Linked DNA regions of Homo sapiens: region 2 is linked to region 1. A link is a contact called in ENCODE Hi-C data. All regions are on one chromosome and are shown on one strand. The core of a region is the stretch at or near the end of the contact, and the rest is flanking DNA. Distances in the headings are between cores, read along the strand shown. Region 1 has its middle 47 kb from the start of USP25. Region 2 overlaps USP25 (ubiquitin specific peptidase 25).

Region 1 (6,652 bases), core at 1,603-4,102:
AGCTGAGGCGGGGGCACATCATGAGGTCAGGAGTTCAAGACCAGCCTGGCCAAAATGGTGAAATCCTGTCTCTACTAAAAATACAAAAATTAGCCAGGTATGGTGGTGGGCGCCTGTAATCCCAGCTACTCGTGAGGCTGAGGCAGGAGAATTGCTTAAACCCGGGAGGCGGAGGTTGCAGTGAGCCGATATCACACCACCGCACTAGCCTGGGTGACAGAGAAAGGCTCCATCTCAAAAAAAAAAAAAAAAAAGCAACACATGGTCCTGGATTGGATATTTGACAGTGAGGGGGCGCCAGAAGCTGGAGGAGAAGGCTTTAAAGTACACAATTCATTGTTAGGACAATTGACGAAATTTTGTAAAAATAACATGTGTTAGATAATAGTATATCTATATTGATTTTTCTTACCTGAATAATTATAGTCTGGTTATTTAAGAGTATATACTTTTTCTTAGGAAATACACACTGGTATTTACAGGTCAAGCAGCAAGATTTCTGCAGCCCTCTCTGATGGTTCCAAAAAGTTCATAAATAGATTGATAAACAGACAGGATAATAAAGTAAGTGAGACAAAATGTATACATTGGTCAATCGAGGTCAAGAATATACAAGAGTTATTCACATGATTCTTGTAACTTTTCACTAAACTCAAAATTATGACCCAAAAGAGCAATGTTTACAATGTGTTTCTCATCGTATTGGTAATTTACATTTTTTTGGAAGTGGAAATTTTTTTTCAAATATTTTGGCTATAGGTCTGTTTCTTAGATACTTAGTTCAACACAAACCCCACCATTTAATTCTCTAAGGAATTTAGGAGCTCTCTTTCCCACAATTCAATTTCCAATAGATACTATGATTACTATGAAACCTATGATTTATAGATTTCAAAGTGCTGTACATCACAAAACAGCATGGGATTAATTTAAAAGTGTTCAGAATTAGGAGACTAGGCTAATAGTCCAGAGCCATGAGTGCTTATATTTAAGTATTCAACAATATAAATGAGTACATTACTCACATGAATACTAAGATTCTTACTGTTGATGAACTATTTTGTAATACTATTAACCATTTTTAATTAAAATTATCATTGCGTATGTTGAGTTTTAACGTAGAAAGAGAATAAGACTCCTTCGGGAGGTAGTTTTTTTTGTTTTGTTTTGTTTTTTGAGGCAGGCTTTCACTCTGTTGCCCAGGCTAGAGTGCAGCAGCATGGTCACAGTTCATATGAGCCTCGACAACCCCGGGCTCAGGTGATTCTTCTGCCTCAGACTCCCAAATAGCTGGGACTACAGATGTGTGCTACCATGCCCAGCTAACCTTTTAATTTTTGTAGAGATGATGTTTCGCCATGTTGCCCAGGCTTGTCTTGAATCCAGGAGATAATTATTATATGGATATACTTAGGAATATTTTTAGTGATCTAAGTAACCAGAAAAAGAGGATCCCTTATTATTCTACCTTCTGACTAGGCTTCACTGAAAACTCTGCTTGTTTTTATGCATAACAAAACTCAGATAATAACTGGAGAGAAATAACAATTCATTCTTCACAGTAATTCATGCAATTTAGTAATTAAAAATATTAGTTTCCATTTTTATTCCTGGTTCAAATGTGGTAAATGCAAACCAGAAAAATTATTAGTCCGATATTGCTAATTAAAACATTCTGTGTCTGTGAGTTACACTTTTAGAAATCAAAAACAGCAATGGATAAAGAAAGTATATTTTCAGAAATGTAGATTTGTTATTTAAAAATAAAAAGCAGAAATTTTGACAAAAGATATTCTTGAAGACGAACTGGCCATACTGTTCAAAACTGTGTGGTCGTGGTTTTGAATATGAATGCAATTTCTTATGTATAAAAATAGTTATTTCATGAAGAATTGTACTTCAGTGGAAAATATAATTGAGAGATTACAATTTTTAAAAAATCATTTACTGCTATTGAAGGTACTGGTAAGTTTCTTTAATAGTTTTACAAATTCCATCCCACTTAGTACTATGGCAATATAAAATTCTATCTAGCACATAAATTCTAATTTAATAAATCAACAAAGTATTGTTATGTTTTACTGTGGTTACTAACAACCTTAAGGTCTGTGGCCATCAAGGCAAAACAGTCTCCAATCAAAGCCTGGAATGAAGGAGTTAACCATATTATCCATGTGATTTTTGTACACTAAAGAATTAGGTTCTCTAATGTAAATATATATATTATATATATATGTGGTTGTTGACAAACATTTTGGACAACTGATTAGATAACAGAGTGAAATGATAACTAGAAAGTTATTCTGCAATCTAAGTACTGTTTGATAGTACATATTCTTGGAGAATACATTCCAAACTTAGAATATTTAGGATATTAAATCGTTTCCAGTTACTTTTTCATTCTCTGATTAGATCACAATTTTATCAGTATATGAAGTCGCCACTTGTTTCACTAAAATGAGTGTCGTGATGAGGCAGCATTATATTTCTTCATTAACAACAGTGTTTGTGTTTCAGCCGTGTTTTCAGAAAGTTATGATAGAATCATTCTGATTCCTTTTTAATGTCTTGGCCTATTTGTGAGGAAAGGCAAATATAGGAAACACGGCTGAATCCAAACTGCTGTCCGTTAACTGAACCTATATTTGAAATAAAAGTATTACTTTAGCTATAACCATAATATTCTTTCATAAAATGACCTAAAGACAATGGCAGTTGCCTGATGGAGCAGCTTCCTGTGTAAGATGACTGCCTAACTAGAATTTATGTGCAGTATTTAATGTGTGGAGTTGCATTTTGAAACCAAGAACTTTGCTCCCCTTCCACGGCTACTGCTCTGATTCAAGCTACTACCACTTCCTCCCTGGACTTACGCAATATCCTGAATGATCTCCCTACATCTTCTCTTGCTCAATTAGAATTCATTTTTACATAGTAGCAGAGTAACATTACATTCCTGTTCAAAACCTTCCTGTGACTTACAATTGCACCTAAAATTGAAATGTACATGATCCGACCACAACCTCCCTCTGCTGCTTTGGCCCATCTGGCCCTCTTTCTGTTTTTCTGATAGATACACCAATGTGGATTCTGCCTTGGGTCCTCTGCATTCCTGGTCTCCTCTGCTCTTCTACCATCTCTTTTCCAGGCGTGCTCCTTCCCATCATGCAGCTCTCAACCCAAAGGTCTCCGTTCCAGATCTGCCTTCTCTGTAAGTTTCTCAACACACCTTTGCATTGTCTTCATAATATTTACCACTATCTGTCATTACCTTGTTAGTTTATGTGTCTTTTTTCTTCCTAATGAAAATAAAAACTCAGCGAGTATAAGGATATTTGTTCCTAGGAGGATGTCTAGTATAAAGGGGGAACTCAATAAATATTTGTTTTATAAAATGAATCTTCAAAACTGGTATCATTTTTCTGCTGTAATTGAAACGTTATTGTCCTAGTGTTATAAAGTGTGTAGATATTATTTTCCTTTAAGCATTTACATGACACAGATTCTGATCATTGTTGGATTTGCAAACAACACTTAATTGAAAGAAGGAAGTGGCAAACGGTTATGTCTTGCTTCATTGCAGTGAAATAATATTTATTATTCTATTGTTTAAAACATTGAGCAGGCAGAGTCTGCTTCCTGGAAATAACATGAGTCAGATTCTAACCATGTGCTGATTGCATATTCTCCATTGTAATCATAGGATCAGACACAAATGAAAACTGTGCACAAACACCTCTCTGGGCACTTGAGCATTGGACAGTCAACAGGAGCCCTTCACTAGATTCAGCTTCTTAAGGTTCAGCTTCCTACCTAGCTCTAAATCTATACCCTCAGCACCTGGCATAGTACATGGTGATGGATATAAGATGAACAAATAATATAGGTGAAAATTGATCAACCTACTATTATCAGTCATCAATAAATGAGAAAGGTTGGCTCTAAAACTTTATTTCCAAGCCAGGCATTTTTCTATGAGAAAATAAGTTCCTGATTCTAATGTTAGCTGTCTAAGTTAGCTCATTTAAAAGCAAATTTTACATTCATTTTTCATCAATATTTATTAAGTTTTTTCTGTGCTAGGCAATATGGATACAACGGTAGAAAAACCAACACAGATCCTGTTTTCAGGGAACATACGGTCATCTAGAGTCACAAATATGATCAGCCAATCAGCCAAGCATATATTAATAATTATGAATTGTGATAAGCACATTTAAAGAAGCTATGGGAGTATATGGCAATAATATATGATTTAGTCTGAGGGGTCAAAAAAGGCTTTGATGAGAAGGTGACTTTTTAGTCGAGATCGGAAAAATGATTAAGAATTAAATAAAGTGAGAAGTTTGAAGAGAGTTGTAGTTATGGGGAGAAAAGAGCATGAACACAGACCTGAGGTGGGAGGAAGAATGGATGTTGAAAGAACTGACAGACCAGCAGTGTGGCTGAATGGAGATGAAGAAAAGAAGGACAGAGACTGGCACAGATGAGACTGGAGAAGTGGGCAGGAGAGAGATCATGGGGACAGTAAGTATTGTAGGCAGTTAAGGGCCATTGGTATATTTTAAGTCTAGGTAATAGGATCAAATTTGCTGTACTGTTGCTCCTGCAATGTGCTGAATGTGAAACCTAGCCAAATGCAAAGTTTTATTAGAGACTTGGAACCTCCCTCAGGTATGTCAGTGATGGGAAAGGGAGTGAGCTAATGACATCTGACTTCTTGATCCTACCTCATCCTGGTACACAGATGAATAAGCTGGTGGAAACCTATTTTGAAATATATGCTTGATGTACACACTTAGGGCAACACAGAGTTTGCCATGATTACAGAGTTATTGGAATAGAATTGTTTAATTATGCCATCACCAATTGCAAGTGAAATGTACAATCTTAGGATCTTGCCACAAAAGTCTTTTCAATTTCAAATAATAATTTTAAATAATTTTCTCTTTGCTATATAAACTGAGACTTTGTGAGCATGTATTTTAATACACTTATTTTATTGATGTATAGAATTCAAGTGTTAGATTCTACTACGACCCTCAAGGTCTTCTATGATTTTGCTACTTGAAATACGGTCCAGGTACCAGTAGCATCAGCAGCAACTAGGAGCTTATTAGAAAGTTGAAATCTCAGTTCCCAACCAAACTAACTGAATTAGAATCTGCATTTCTAAAAGATCTGTAGGTGATTTGTTTGCACGTTAAAGCTTGAGAGGAATTGCCCTACAACTTTATTCTATTTATTTAGAACAGGAACTTGATCCTATTTATATAGGAATCTCTATTTGAATAATTGAAAAGGTTTAGTTTAATGTCATTTTTGTTCAATTTCATTAAACATAATATCTTTGTGTTTTGAAGTATGCAGCTATTTAATACTGAGTTGTAAGAGTCAAATTGGAAGAGTTTGGTAAATCAACATTTTTAAAAATTTTCTATTTCTCAAACATGTCTTCTCCCATCCCTTCGATGGGTGCATATTTATACGTTCTTATTTAAAATACACAGTGTGGTAAACACCAACATACATGTAGTGTCTTCCTGGAAGAAGAAGGTTATTTCTAGACTCATTCATTGAACAGTGTATTTATGATGGAAATGAAAAATGTTGTCATAAATGCAGCAAGAGGATTTGGCATGAGAGAACTATTTTTCATTAATCTTAGGGACAAATGACTGTTTTTTAAAGAAAGTTTGTTAAACTTTTTTTAATTTGCCAAAAGAAAGTTCCAGAGCTTAGGCTGGAGCAGATTTTGAGTGAACAAAATTAATATATTTCACGTCATAAAATTTTTGAAAATGGATTTGCTGTTTGGGTCCTTGCATTAGTGTTCTATTTGCTGCTATAGAAAATTATTATAACTTACTGACTCCAAGCAACACAAGTTTATTATTTTATAGTCTGGAAGTTAGCAGTCCAACATGGGTCTCAGCAGACTAAAATCAAGATGTCGGGAAGGCTGTGTTGCTTTCTGGAGTCTCTAAGGGAGAATCCATTTTCTGGCCTTTTCCAGCTTCTAGAGGCCACCAACATTCTTTACCTTGTGGCCCTTTCCACTTTCAAAGCCAGCAACGACAGGTTCAATCTTTCTCACATTGCATCACACTGACATGGACACTGCTGACTCCCTCTTTACTTTTAAAGACCCTTGAGATTTTATTAGATTATTGGATCAATAATCCAGAATAATATCCCTAGTTTAAGGTCAGCTGATTAGCTACCTTAATTCCGTTTGCGACCTTATTTCCCCTTTGACATACACCATATTCATAGGTTCTGAGGATTTGAGCATGGACATCTTTAGGGGCCATTATTCTGCCTACCACAATCCCTGCAGGAAGGGGTGGGTGCCATGGAATGTGGGGAAGGGAGAGAAATAATTCTCATGAGTGATAAGGAGAAGGAAGCTCCTGCAAATGGTGGCAGGCTGTGTTCTCAGGAGAAAGACACCAGTGAGAGTTTCTCTATAGTAGGGGTTGTCAATGAGACTACAAACTGATTTTTATCATGGTTTTTAACATACCACTTTAGGGTGATCCCTGTTCTGCACATTTCTGTAGTTCTCCATGAAGCCCTAACATCTAGTAAAAAAATCTGTTATTTAGGGTGACTTTTTGGAAAGAAGGAAGAAGATGGGAGAGCTATGTTT
Region 2 (6,652 bases), core at 2,086-4,585, 140 kb after region 1:
AGTTGTGAGATTTCTTTTTTTCCTGATCATATATTATACCCACTCTTGGAATTTTCAAGAGGTGTGGAAAACTTTTAGAAAGAGGTTGAGTTTTAACTAAACTGTGTACCCAGTTACTTGTCAGGTCCGCATTGTGGTGATACATATAACAATGTCAGTGCCCACATCCTGTGCCTAAGATTGCAGTGAAGAAAACAAAGGTGGTATTAAAGTTTTTGTTATTGTTTTATTTCCTTTCAGCATTGGTTTACTGAATTACCACCTGTGTTAACATTTGAATTGTCAAGATTTGAATTTAATCAGGCATTGGGAAGACCAGAAAAAATTCACAACAAATTAGAATTTCCCCAAGTTTTATATTTGGACAGGTATGGTTTGATATACTGCATGACTTAGTTTGAAACAGTTTAGTAAGGGAGAAAATATTGTTTAGAGGAAAATTCTGCATAATTTTCTTAGAATTAATTTCTACTTTTGCATAATATACCTAATACCATTTGTCAAGGTAGATGAAATTTACTTTGTATTAGAAAAGTATAGTTTTTGGGAATAATGTTATAAGGAAATTTAAAAAAGATGAATTTTGTAATCTTAAAATTCAGAATTTTAAAAAATACCATTTTGTATTATCTACCTTACATCTTATACAATTTTGAATGAATTGATGCTTTGTGGTGATGTCTGTACTTAATATTGTATCTATCTATCTTTCTGTCTTTCTTTCTGTCTCTCTGTCTTCCTGTCTTTCTGTCTTCCTGTTTTCCTGTCTTTCTTTCTTTTGTTTTTTTCTGTCTGTCTTTCTGTCTATCTTTCTGTCTTTCCTTCTTTTTTGTTTTGAGACAGAGTCTTGCTCTGTCGCCCAGGCTGGAGTGCAGTGGTGCGATCTTGGCTCACTGCAAACACCATCTCCTGGGTTCAAATGATTCTCCTGTCTCAGCTTCCCGAGTAGCTGGGATTACAGACACCCACCATCGTGGCTGGCTAATTTTTGTATTTTAGTAGAGACGAGATTTCACCATGTTGGCCAGGCTGGTCTTGAACTCCTGACCTCAGGTGATCCTCCCGCCTTGGCGTCCCAGAGTGGTAGGCCGGGTACGCTGGCATCTGGCCATATTGCATCTACTTTCATGATATTCGGAAATGCTAATGATTACCTTTTTCTGATAGATACATGCACAGAAACAGAGAAATAACAAGAATTAAGAGGGAAGAGATCAAGAGACTGAAAGATTACCTCACGGTATTACAACAAAGGCTAGAAAGGTATTTTAACTTTTATGAAATTAGGAGATAATTATCAGAAACCATGTATTTGGTGACTAGATTTTTAATTTCAAATTTGCTTTGAGTGATTTATAATTTTAGGAGTAGTTAATATTGTGTGAATAGTTTTGAGTTTTGCTTGAAACTAAAAATCTATAGTAGACTTTAAAAAATTATTCTAGTGTTTAAAATTAAATATCTCATTGTCAACAGGTAATGTTCCTACTGCTGAAAATAGATACAAAGTTAAATGAATATAGTTTTGACCTTCCTTTTTGCATGAAACTAAAGATTACTCTTGAGATTTTCATTAAAATGAATGGTATCTGAGTTTTTCTCCTTAAAACAGGATACAAACTCAGCTGCCTACCAAGTCTTCTCAGCAGCTTCGTAAAGGAGGAAATTGTGTCAGGTGTAAGATGGTATGTGCCGGGAGCCTAGAGAGCAATCTGTGTGTACAGGGAATGAATGCCATTCCATACCAGTGGATGGTACCATGTATGAGTATGGCCTCACTGTTGTCTATTGATTTGGATCATTTCTAAAAGACGTCAGAATCTGGACTGAGAAATGTTCTACAGGCCAGACAGAAATCTAAAGGCTGAAATGTCACAAGTCATTTCAGTTTGCAAACCCCAATCTGCTCTGCATTCCCCTATTTTAGGAATTTTCAAATTAGTAGTCTAAAACTTCTTACATCAAATAGTATATTGTATTTTAATGATTTTTATTCTTAAAAAGTATGAATAATCATATTGAAACATGATTAGTGGTAAAAGATAGGAGGATAGTACACATCACTGTCTTGATCATGAGACCAGATGCCAGATCTAAAAATAAAAACAGTCTCAGGAGATGTCAGTTTTCATCTTCCTATTGAGTTACAATTTAGAACAGCATTTACAGATTATAACAGTATATACTCACATTCAGTCCCAATCGGCCTTGGTTTCCTGTCTTTGGGGAACTTTTAATGTTTTTCTTAAGTGTATATTCAGTTTTACCATCTTCGTTTTAAAGCAAATGAATTTTATTGCTGAGGAAGTTTTATTGAAGTATCGTATCACGTTTTATAATAATAATAAAGGCCCAAATATGCTGTATATAGAAATAAAAGCATTTGTACATTTTATGATTAACAGATATTTAAGCTATGGTTCCGGTCCCAAACGATTCCCCTTGGTAGATGTTCTTCAGTATGCATTGGAATTTGCCTCAAGTAAACCTGTTTGCACTTCTCCTGTTGACGATATTGACGCTAGTTCCCCACCTAGTGGTTCCATACCATCACAGACATTACCAAGGTAAAAAGTAATCCTGATGCAAGAGACAGTTGTTACCTTTATTACACAATAATGTAACTGCTGCCTTTAAAGACAGTTTCTATAAAATGTATGCTTTGATTTACTTCAGTGAACTCCTAAGAGTAGATTCACTTAGAAGACTGTATGTCCTCTGGGAGTTTTTTTATTATTTCAGTAGATTTTATGGTTATGGATTAAAATTTTAATCACATTTTTTTTCAGTTCAGAATTATACTTTAGCATGTTTTGGTATGTACATATATAAGATTCAGCATTTTATGATCCATAAAAATAGTACTATCAAATTAGAATTTGTTTCTGTAATGTAAGCTGATAAGCCAGGGAAAATAATATCACCATGCGTAAGATTTTCTTGTTTTTTAGAAATAAATATGATTAAGCTGTTTTAACTCTAAAGCTACAACTTCATCTTATAATAATTTAGTTCTTATGTATTAAAAATCTCATTTGGATGTTAGATCAATCCACATATTTCTTTAAGATTTTTTCTTTTGAATTACAAGCCAATTTAATACTGTGGGTTTGGCACGATCTTTGTCAAGAGTTTCAGCTTGAAAGGTTAATAAGAAATACTCTATGCTTTGATACAGCACAACAGAACAACAGGGAGCCCTATCTTCAGAACTGCCAAGCACATCACCTTCATCAGTTGCTGCCATTTCATCGAGATCAGTAATACACAAACCATTTACTCAGTCCCGGATACCTCCAGATTTGCCCATGCATCCGGCACCAAGGCACATAACGGAGGAAGAACTTTCTGTGCTGGAAAGTTGTTTACATCGCTGGAGGACAGAAATAGAAAATGACACCAGAGGTAAGAAGTGTCTCATAGCATGGTTACTGTCACCTCAGATGGATATGTGTAATGTTAATATTGAGAAGGGAAATCACGTCTGGATTTTATATTTAAATATTATAGTCATTTTTCTTTTCCAGAAAGGGTTTTAAGATAAACTAGTTTGGCTCCCCATTTTTATAATCTCAATATCAGGTTCACAGGGACCAAAAGATTTTCCCTGGATTGCTTAGCTGATTAATGACATAGCAGATGGCCTGATTTTCTAGTTTGCTGCTCTAAATTTATATCAAACTGGTATTCACAGTTACTCCATTGGAGAAATGTCATACAATATCAATGTTTGTACATATCAATTAGGTACTAAATCTAAGTTTGCACAGGGAGTTCCGGTGATTAAAAAATTTTCTTTGGGCTTAAGAATTAGAAATGTGAATTTTAATTTTTAATAGCTCTAACAGATTTATGAGTATCTATGATCCCATTACTAGTCTGTAACAGAGTTTTTACTGGCATGCAGCAAAATAAGAAAAATAAGGACAGTGCTCTGGGTGGGGTGTGTGCACTTGTGTGCGTGTGCGTGTGTGTGTGTGTGTGTGTGTGTGTGTGTGTGTGTGTGTCAAGTTGCCATCTGTCCTTTCTTGGAAGGAACTCTCTTTTATTCTTTTCTATTCTATTTTTTCTTTTTTTTCAGAATAAGTTATTCTGAACTTTTCTCTTTCCTACTTTGCTGCTGTTAAAGTGTACTTAAAAAAATGGATTATGGTAGATTTTATTACATTTTTTTCCTTAAATGTGAAAATATAATTCCCTATTATCATTCCCCAATTTTATGCTGATTTATTGATTTTTGAAAAAAATGAACTATGTGACATGGTTGGAATTATATTGAACAATATTGATTGTTGGATATTATATGACCAACTTAACTCTTTATAGACAATATTTGAAAAAGAATGGCCCTAATTTAGTAAGAAGTACATAAGGTATGATGGTGACTAACAGCATTAGTAGCTGTCAAGATTTTCTTTAGTATTTTTCAAATAAGAGGGAATTTTTAAAAATATTTGAACTCATTAACAAACATTAATCAAGCAAATAGTGTTGATGAAGCACTATATTAGGCGTTGGGTAATTTTCTACTCCTCATGGCAGGTTGTTTTTAAAAGATTACATTCAGAGGAGTGGAAGCTAGGAAGCTTTTGACACCTAAGTAGTGGCATTGAGGGAGGGAAGAAGTGAATGTACTTAAAATACTCTTTGGAGACAACTGACAGATGTGGGTCATTGGCTAGAGGTAAGAGAGAGGGACGAATCGAATGATTCTCTCAGTTCATAATGGTATGAATAACCAAATAGAATGTATTTTGGAAAAAAGGTAAAGCAGTGGGCAAAGAGGTTCCCACTCAGGGGAGGAAAGAGAAATATGATGAGTTCTCTTTTGGCCATTTTAAGTTTGAAGAGCTTTTTTGAGACGGAGTCTCGCTCTGTCACCAGGCTGGAGTGCAGTGGCATGAACTCGGGCTCACTCCAGCCTCTGCCTCCCAGGTTCAAGCGATTCTCCTGCCTCAGCCTCCCAAGTAGCTGGGATTACAGTTGTGTGCCACCACACCCAACTAATTTTTGTATTTTTAGTAGAGATGGGGTTTCACCATGTTGGCCAGGGTGGTCTCAATCTCTTGACCTTGTTATCCGCCCACCTCAGCCTCCCAAAGTGCTGGGATTACAGGCGTGAGCCACCATGCCTGGCTGTTAAGATTTTTATATGTAATACTATGGATCAGGAAAGAAGGTTTTCCTCAGGATATTTTTTTTCTTTCTTTCATCCATATTGATGTTAGCAGTTAGCATTATTTTGTAAACTATTGTGTAATATTCCAACACACGGGTATGATGTAATTCATTTAATTCCCATATTGATATTTCCTAAATAGTGCTGGTCTTCGATATACATATTTATACACTTCTGTAAGTAGGATATGTTCTTTTTTATGTTCAGGGGTACATGTGCAGGTTTGCTATAAAGGTAAATTACATGTCTTGGGGGTTTGGTGTAAGATTATTTCATCATGCAGGTAATAAGCACAGTACCTGATAGGTGGTTTTTCCATCCTCACCCTGCTCCCACCCTCCACCCTAATGTAGGCCCCAATATCTGTTGTTTCCTTATGTCCACCATTTCTGGTTCAGAGTGTGTATATTTTAAATTTTGACGACTGTTTTAAAATTGTCACTCCAAAACATTAAACCAGTTTGCATTCCCACTGTGTGAGAGAGCCTGTCTCCCAGTATCCTCCCTAGCCCTGGACACTTTTTAGTAGTTTTTCACAATTGAAAAACTGGTATTTTAGTGTTTTGATTTGCATTCCCTTAGCTTCGAGTGAAGTTGGATATTTATATTGTTCTGTAAATTTCTTGTTTGTGACATTTGCCCATTTTTTAAGTATTGAGCTATTTGTATTTTTCTTATTACTTAATAGAAAGTTTAATGTATTGTGGATATTAACACTTTACCTATAATATCACATATGCTGCAGATATTATTTTCCCAGTTTTTCATTTGATTTTATGTTGGTTTTGTTTTCTTTTTATAATGTAGATTTTTTAAAGTGTTGGGCAGGGAGGATCTTATCTTTTCCTATAAGGTTACTAGTTTTCTGACAGGCTTAAGACAGGTCTTTCCCCACTCTAAAGTTAGCCAGTTTCTTTTATAGTTTTTCAAGGTTTCTTCCTGATTGGTTCAGCAGCTTCACAATATGATGTGGTTACAATCTAACCGTTTCCTTATTGACAGATATTTAGGTTATCTCTTTTTTAAAAATTATTGTGGACAATATGACTGTGAACATCCCTATCTGAACAATTTTGTAGGATTATTTTCTACTAGAAGTAGAAATAATTGTCATGGGAGTGCCATAATTTTATTTTCACTGGTGATTATAGTCGATTTTTATTCAGTTATGTGTGTGTACAAGATATGTGGTGAACATGTTTTACTTTGTTCTTAAGTTTACTTGTGTTATAGCAATATGTAAGGAAGCTTAGCTTTCATTTTCATTGAAACTCTCCTTTATAGATTTGAACAAAATTCACTTTTATTGGCTCTGCACATTTTCTAGATAAATCATATTTGTGTTGTTTTTAAAGTATGCATTTGTACTGTGTCTTTTATTAAGAATAACTATAATTCATTTTCTACAGATTTCAAATGGTAATGTTTTTTAAGAAAAGTTTTAGGAAAATTTTCCTATTCCTCTAACATGTT

Evidence for each region. A loop is a pair of places that touch in the nucleus more often than their neighbours do. Pooled maps may share reads with other maps.
Region 2: a map of CD8-positive, alpha-beta T cell shows a loop between it and region 1 (14-fold over the local background). The contact joins two enhancer-like sites. A Hi-C loop is called at or near these places in 10 of 168 maps with a recorded cell type or tissue (B cell, CD4-positive, alpha-beta memory T cell, CD8-positive, alpha-beta T cell and 5 more), 4 of 37 single-sample maps with no recorded cell type and 14 of 50 pooled maps.

The regions. Positions count from the first base shown.
Region 1 is chr21:15,679,544-15,686,195 of GRCh38, forward strand. No RefSeq gene overlaps it. Among named protein-coding and RNA genes, the nearest start is that of USP25, 47 kb to the right of the region's middle. Within about 2 kb of position 2,853, at least 6 of the 41 ENCODE cell types and tissues checked have a DNase peak (open chromatin) inside an H3K27ac peak, as active enhancers do.
Region 2 is chr21:15,823,799-15,830,450 of GRCh38, forward strand. It overlaps USP25 (ubiquitin specific peptidase 25), which reads left to right. Exons shown (of 26, transcript NM_001283041.3): 11 at 241-368; 12 at 1,168-1,263; 13 at 2,406-2,567; 14 at 3,179-3,405. Among named protein-coding and RNA genes, the nearest start is that of USP25, 97 kb to the left of the region's middle. Within about 2 kb of position 3,336, at least 4 of the 41 ENCODE cell types and tissues checked have a DNase peak (open chromatin) inside an H3K27ac peak, as active enhancers do.